2 separate regions of the Homo sapiens genome follow, and region 1 is linked to region 2. A link is a contact called in ENCODE Hi-C data. All regions are on one chromosome and are shown on one strand. The core of a region is the stretch at or near the end of the contact, and the rest is flanking DNA. Distances in the headings are between cores, read along the strand shown.

Evidence for each region. Hi-C counts contacts between places; a loop is a spot of excess contacts on that map. Pooled maps may share reads with other maps.
Region 1: a pooled map shows a loop between it and region 2 (30-fold over the local background). The contact joins the enhancer-like site here to the promoter of GBP4 in region 2. A Hi-C loop is called at or near these places in 2 of 37 single-sample maps with no recorded cell type and 2 of 50 pooled maps.

The regions. Positions count from the first base shown.
Region 1 is chr1:92,536,442-92,539,805 of GRCh38, reverse strand. All of the region lies in intron 19 of EVI5 (ecotropic viral integration site 5), which reads left to right. Among named protein-coding and RNA genes, the nearest start is that of GFI1, 51 kb to the right of the region's middle. Within about 2 kb of position 1,650, at least 5 of the 41 ENCODE cell types and tissues checked have a DNase peak (open chromatin) inside an H3K27ac peak, as active enhancers do.
Region 2 is chr1:89,197,199-89,200,379 of GRCh38, reverse strand. GBP4 (guanylate binding protein 4) reads left to right here and starts at 1,438. Exons shown (of 11, transcript NM_052941.5): 1 at 1,438-1,585; 2 at 3,076-3,181. The coding sequence starts at 1,546. It overlaps LOC107985076 (a long non-coding RNA gene), which reads right to left and starts at 2,033. Exons shown (of 3, transcript XR_002958332.2): 1 at 1,972-2,033; 2 at 1,322-1,877. RefSeq lists a silencer at 1,340-1,634.

The DNA of each region.
Region 1 (3,364 bases), core at 401-2,900, 3.3 Mb before region 2:
GGATTGGTTGTGGTGATGGTTGCACAACTCTATGCATATACTAAAAGCCATCAAATTGTACACTCTAAATGGGTAAATTGTATGGAAGGCAAGTTATATCTCAAGGTCATTTTAAAAATTCATAGTCTTTCTCTTCTGGACAGTTTCCTAACCTGGGGCCCATGGATGGGGTCTATTAAAGTATTTACAAATATTTTATGTATAAACATAGGCGGATCTTTGGGAGAATGGGTTCAAGATTTTTTTTTTTTTTTTTTTTTTTTGAGATGGAGTCTAGCTCTGTCGCCCAGGCTGCAGCACAGTGGCATGATCTCGTCTCACTACTAGTTCCGCCTCCCGGGTTCCCGCCATCCTCCAGCCTCACCCTCCCAAGTAGCTGGGACTACAGGCGCCCGCCACTACACCCGGCTAATTTTTTATATTTTTAGTAGAGACGGGGTTTCACCAGTGTTAGCCAGGATGGTCTCCATCTCCTGACCTCGTGATCCGCCCGCCTCGGCCTCCCAAAGTGTTGGGATTATAGGCGTGAGCCACTGCGCCCGGCCGGGTTCAAGATTTTTTCAGATTTCTTGAGTGATTTGACACCTAAAAAAAAGTTTTCCTCCATCCCTCAATTATCTTGTGGGAGATATTGGGGGAATTAAGTAAATTAATGCTGGAAAAGCACTTAAAACAGAGCCTGGGACATAGTAAGGGCTAAATAAGTGCTCTTATTGTTCCAGCTATACCACAAAATACTTATGTAGTCACAGTGTGATATTATAAAGGATTAGATAAAATCTAATGACACTACTCCACTGCCTCAGTGACTCACCCATAACCTTCGTGATAAGTTCTAATTCTTTAACATGGCATAAGATTCTTCATAGTTTAGCCCCAGCTTTCTTTCAAGTTTCATCTCTCACCTCTCATTTTGAGACCTATATCCAGCCACACCAAACCACTTGCAGTTTCCTAACACATAATACATTCTCTGGCCTTAGGCTTTTCCCCATGCCACCTGTGCCTGATTTCTCCTCCCTCCACCTCTGCTCATCCTTACAGACCCAACTCGAACATCATCATCTTCCTCCTTCCCTAAGAATTCTCCCTTCTAGCCAGTGTATTGCTTCTCCTGTGGGTTTACTTAACAGTGTGCCACCTTGGAATCAGCTGTTTAGTTTTTTTGTCTTGCCCTTCAGATTTTTAACTGAGGGCAGGAGCCTTGTCATTTGTCTTTGCCTTTCCAGCATCACAACACTTGTCACCTAAACACTAGGTGCATATTTGGTTAATTGATTGATGGACTGAAAAAACACATGATATAGCTTTAGAGAACAAGAATTTCCTCTGAACAGAATCCAATCCAAATAGAAAAGAAGTACTTCATTTTCATGAGGGTGTTTTGCTAAAGGTTTGAATTTTTAAATGCTTCATTTTGCTGAAGGTTAAATCAAAGGAAATCTACATGGTACTTTGATGTAGCTTTAAAAGTTCAGAGTGAAACAAGTGTGAAGTGATTTATTTCCTGTAATTGGTCATAAATTTACATAGAACCTCACATATTCGTAGCCTCATCAGCGTTGACCTTAGAGTACCTTCTAAATAATGTTAATGGTTTCAATTTTATCAAGATGTGTCAGCTGCCAGGAAGAAGACATTCAGTGGCAGTTTCATTTTGTTTGCCCACAATACTGAATACATCTAAGTATGCACTGTAGAAAGACTAAGAATTCTCTGTAAATGACTCCCCCTCTCTTCTTCTCAGGTAAAAAGTGTGCAGTTGTAAGTTTCTTCTATTCCAAACTTTCCTTTCCTTTCTACCTTTTTTACTTATTAATGTGGGTGCATGTTTTTTCCTTCTAAAAACGTCAGCTTTAACTATTGCATTATATACAGTTTTACATGAAATCTACAATTTTTTCATTCTAAATTTTATATTTTTTATGATTTACTTAGCTTAAAACCAAAAACATTTTCAGCATTATGTACCTAGTATTATTTCAATAAAATTCTTGAATTTTTTTTAGTTTTTTTTTTTTAAGTACTGTAGATTAGAATTTTGGCTCTTGTCTGTGTAATAAAGTAATGAAGAAATCATGACCTCCAGTCGATCACTTTTACTGATTTCCTGTTCTGATTCTCTGGAAATCATTTTGTTTGTGTGGTTATTACTAGTCTAACCTTTGTCATGTTTACAATTCAGTGTTTAAAGAAGCTGATAATTGAGAATAAATTTTGCATATCATCTCCCATTACATTTATTTTAGATTTTGAAAACAGAAAACTATTAAAGGTATTCTATAAGGAATCCAACAAAATTACTGACCAAACTCTGAGGATGGAAAAAAAAGTAAAGCCTCTAGAACTTAGAAATACAAACTATGTGATTATTAGATCTTTCCATGAAAAGTAAAATACATTGTTATTTAAAATTGTATATATTACATATCACTTACAGAAATGCTACATTTAGCTCAAAAAGCTATAGCTCTTTGTTTTATAAAGATTAATTATACAAACTCAAATGTACGAATAGGAGCTTTTATAATCTGATATGACTCAGTCTTGGAAACTTACTGCAACTGTTTTGCAGTTCACTTGGTGTCACATGATTCACTTCAATGGTTTAAACCCTGTCTAGTAGTGATCAAAGTTCATTTGGTTAGGGGTTTTTTTTGGTGTGTGGATGACTTTTTTCCACTTTGTTGTGGATTGATTGTCTTTCAAAATACCCAATGCAGCCCTTCCTCTTATTCTTTTGAATCTCAGAAAGTGGTAGTTGTCTGCACAGTGCAACCTCCAGTCACACACAGGGGAAATTTTTTTTAAGTTGAAATAATATGCATGAAAGCACTTTTAACTGTAAAGCATTATATAATTATAAGATTGTATTATTAATTCCATTACCCCAATGTTAAAATTGAAGGATAACTTGTTACGTCTCTTTAAAACCAAGTGTAAAAAAAAATCAACTGTAATTTTTTAAGTTACCAGTGTCCTATGATGTGCTAAAAGAAAGCAGACACACAGCACATTGTCTCCTCTAGCCACACAGACACTTGCCCAGGTGATCATATTTTCTCGGCACAGATTTCTTTATCACTTATAAAGAACCTACATTTAAAGACTACAAAACTCTAAAACCATGACACTTCTCTATTTCACAAAAGAAATTTCTGTCTTAATATCTACTGGTTTAGCCAATAAAGTAGACTAATGAAAAATTTAAAAATACTTATGTATCCTTAATGATGATGAAGTCCTTTGGGGCTTCAGAATATTCATCTTTACAGGTTATCCCTGCTGTAGAATTTCAATGATAACTTGCGTGGAATAGCTGTAATCTTTTATAAATAGTGTTTTTTTAGTGTTTGAATTTTTA
Region 2 (3,181 bases), core at 189-2,688:
ACTTTTATCTGTGTAACACAGACATATTGCTATGTATATTTTCTATGTGCATAGACATATTGCTATGTGCAATCATTATACATACAACTGTGAATTAACAATTTTTTTTGAGACAGTATCTCACTCTGTTGCCCAGGTTGGAGTGCAGTGGGACCACCATGGCTCATTGCAGCCTTGACCTCCTGGGCTCAGGTCATCCTCCCACCTCAGACTCCCAGGTAACTAGGACTATTATAACAGGCACATGCCATTATGCCCAGCTAATTTATTATTATTATTATTTGTAGAGATGGGGTTTCCCCATATTGCCCAGGCTGGTTTCCAATTCCTGGACTCAAGTGATCTGCCCACCTTGGCCTCCCAAAATGGTTGGATTGCAGGAGTGAGCCACCACACCCAGCCTAAATTTCTTCTTGATTAACATTTCCATGATTATCTGAAGTCAGTAACATTGGATTATCTGGAAAGGGGTGCCACTGGTGAAATTCAGGTGTTTCAAACACATTTACCTGGATTCAGTCATCCCTGTACTTTTTCTTCTTCTTCTTTTTTTTTTTTTTTAAGAGAGAGGGACTTCCTGACATTAAAAAATGGTAAGAGAAAAAAGCACCTGATTTCTTATTACTGGTCCTATTTAAAACTTGACTTAGCTTTATTTTCACTTTCAATATTGCTTATAGGAAATAAATGTTAAGTTTTGAATCAAAATCGGCACCAGTAATTTTACCTGATTAAGTGCCTAAAATTTTGTACTTATTAATTTGCAAATGTTTAATCAGACATTACTAAACAAATAGGAAGATCTAAGGGATAGGCACAAATGGGGAATCATTACCCATTTATTTCAGATAGATTTCCCAAACTCTGTTAACAAACTGGCTAGTCATTTTAGGAACTGAGTCCATTTTTCTGGTAGCCTGGGTAAGACTCCTAATTATAAATTATGCTTTTTATGGTCCAATCATCCTCCTGTCCTCCAAAAGATCCAGTTTCAATGAGATGTTTGTGTTTTGAAAGAGAAGTATTTACTTGCCACCACCGCACCTCTGGGCAACAACGTTAGAGGATACATAGATATCCATAGACACACACACAAACACACACATATTTTATGGTTAATGAAAAAATAAAGAAAAGAGATGAGAAACAGAAACATATAAGCATGTAAAAAAAAATAAAAGCAAACAAAAACTCAAATTTCTTCCCTGACAAAATTACCCCTGAGAGACAGGTAGATGAAACAACATTCATGTCTGCTGCTCTATATTCATTTTGGAGGCGAAAGATACCTAAGCTAAGGGTGGAAGAGGGACAAACAAACCTGAGTTTCAGGAGTCTGGTGTGGAGGAACCAGCACTTTCAAGCTCCTTTAGTTTCCTGTCTTGATAAACAGGAAAATCCCCAACAGTCAACTCCCCACAAAGTGCATGTCCTTTCAATTTCGGTTCTCACAGACTCTTACTTGGATGTCTGTAAATCCGGCTGGACTTTCAGCTTCTAAGAACAGTCCGTTTCTCGAGGATCCAGGCGCAGGAGGACAGAGCAATGGGTGAGAGAACTCTTCACGCTGCAGTGCCCACACCAGGTAAGTTTGCTCTTAAGCTTTACCTTTCAAGTATATTTGGGTTATAACAAACAACAACAAATTCCCAAGCGCAGACTGCACACGGGGAGGGTTGGAGACTTCACACTGGCGGGTGACAAAGGCAGTGGAGGAACCTCGCGGGGAAGTCTGATGCTGCTTGAACCCCTGAGTGCTTTGCTCCGTGTGGCCCAGCGTCTCTAGACGGTCCACAGGCGGCGACCAGAGGCGCACCGGTGTCTCCAGGATGCGCTGCTCCTCCTCGGGCTTCCTCCCAGAGCTGTGGCATTTTCTCCTGCGAAATACCATCATCTAGTATACATATACACATTTTTTGCTTGTTTGTTTTATTAATTTTCTGTCCCCCACTAGAATATGTGATACCCTACCTTGTTTTAACCTGAGTTGACTCTCCCTTAGCTGAAAGAGCCAGACAGTCTGCATCTCGGCTCCTTCACTTGCAGCCCCTTACCCACCCGCTTCCTCAGGGACTTAACTTGTGCAAGCTGACTCCCAGCACATCCAAGAATGCAATTAACTGATAAGGTACTGTGGCAAGCCATACCCGCAGTTCCCAGGAATTCGCCCGGTTAACAGCACCCAGAGCCCCCCGCGTTTGTGTCTGGTTGATAAAGCCCAAAGCCCCGCTTCTATCACCTTGTGATAGAATTAAAGCCCCTGCACCTAGTACTGTTTACTTTCCTGTAACCATTTATCCTTTTAACTTTTTGCCTACTTTACTTCTGTAGGATTGTTTTAACTAGACCCCTCCCCCCAACCTCTCCTTTCTAAACCAAAGTATAGAAGAAAATCTAGCCCCTTCTTCGGGCCGAGAGAATTTTGAGCACTAGCCGTCTCTCGGTCGCCGGCTAATAAAGGACTCCTGAATTCGTCTCAGAGTGTGGCGTTTCTCTGTAACTCGCTGGGTTACAACAAATAGAGCTCCAAGAGGCAGAAGTTTGTATCAATTATGTTCCTTGCTTGTTGCTGAGAATCTAGAACGGTGTTAATTAGCACATGGTAGGTACGCAATACTCTTTATTAAATTAATGAGAGAGCAAATTCTTCTGGAATGCCTGGAGCCTTTTCTAACCACTCCTCATCTCCTTTTTGTAACATCCTGCCCCTATTTATTCCAGGAGTGGAATTATTCTGCCATCAGTGCCTTGATTTTCTAATTCTGTTTATTTTATGCATCACCTTGACAAGGCATTTTTAGCGTTCTTGTAAGAATCATAAATAATGTACATAACAGATCTGTACTAGTCTTTGACATGCTAAACTAAATATTTTTCCATTTGAAATGTACAAATTTTATATACATAGAAATTTTATATACCATTAAACGTAGAAATATATTTATATACCATTAAAATGTAGAAATTTTATATACCATTCCACAAGCAAAAAGCTAATATGTATGTGCCTTAGGTAGCCCTTAGGGATGACTTCAAGATCTTGTATTCTACTGAGTATTTTTTTCTGGGTTACAGGTTATCCAGAATCTGAATCCATCATGATGGCCCCCATTTGTCTAGTGGAAAACCAGGAAGAGCAGCTGACAGTGAATTCAAAGGCATTAGAGATTCTTGACAAGAT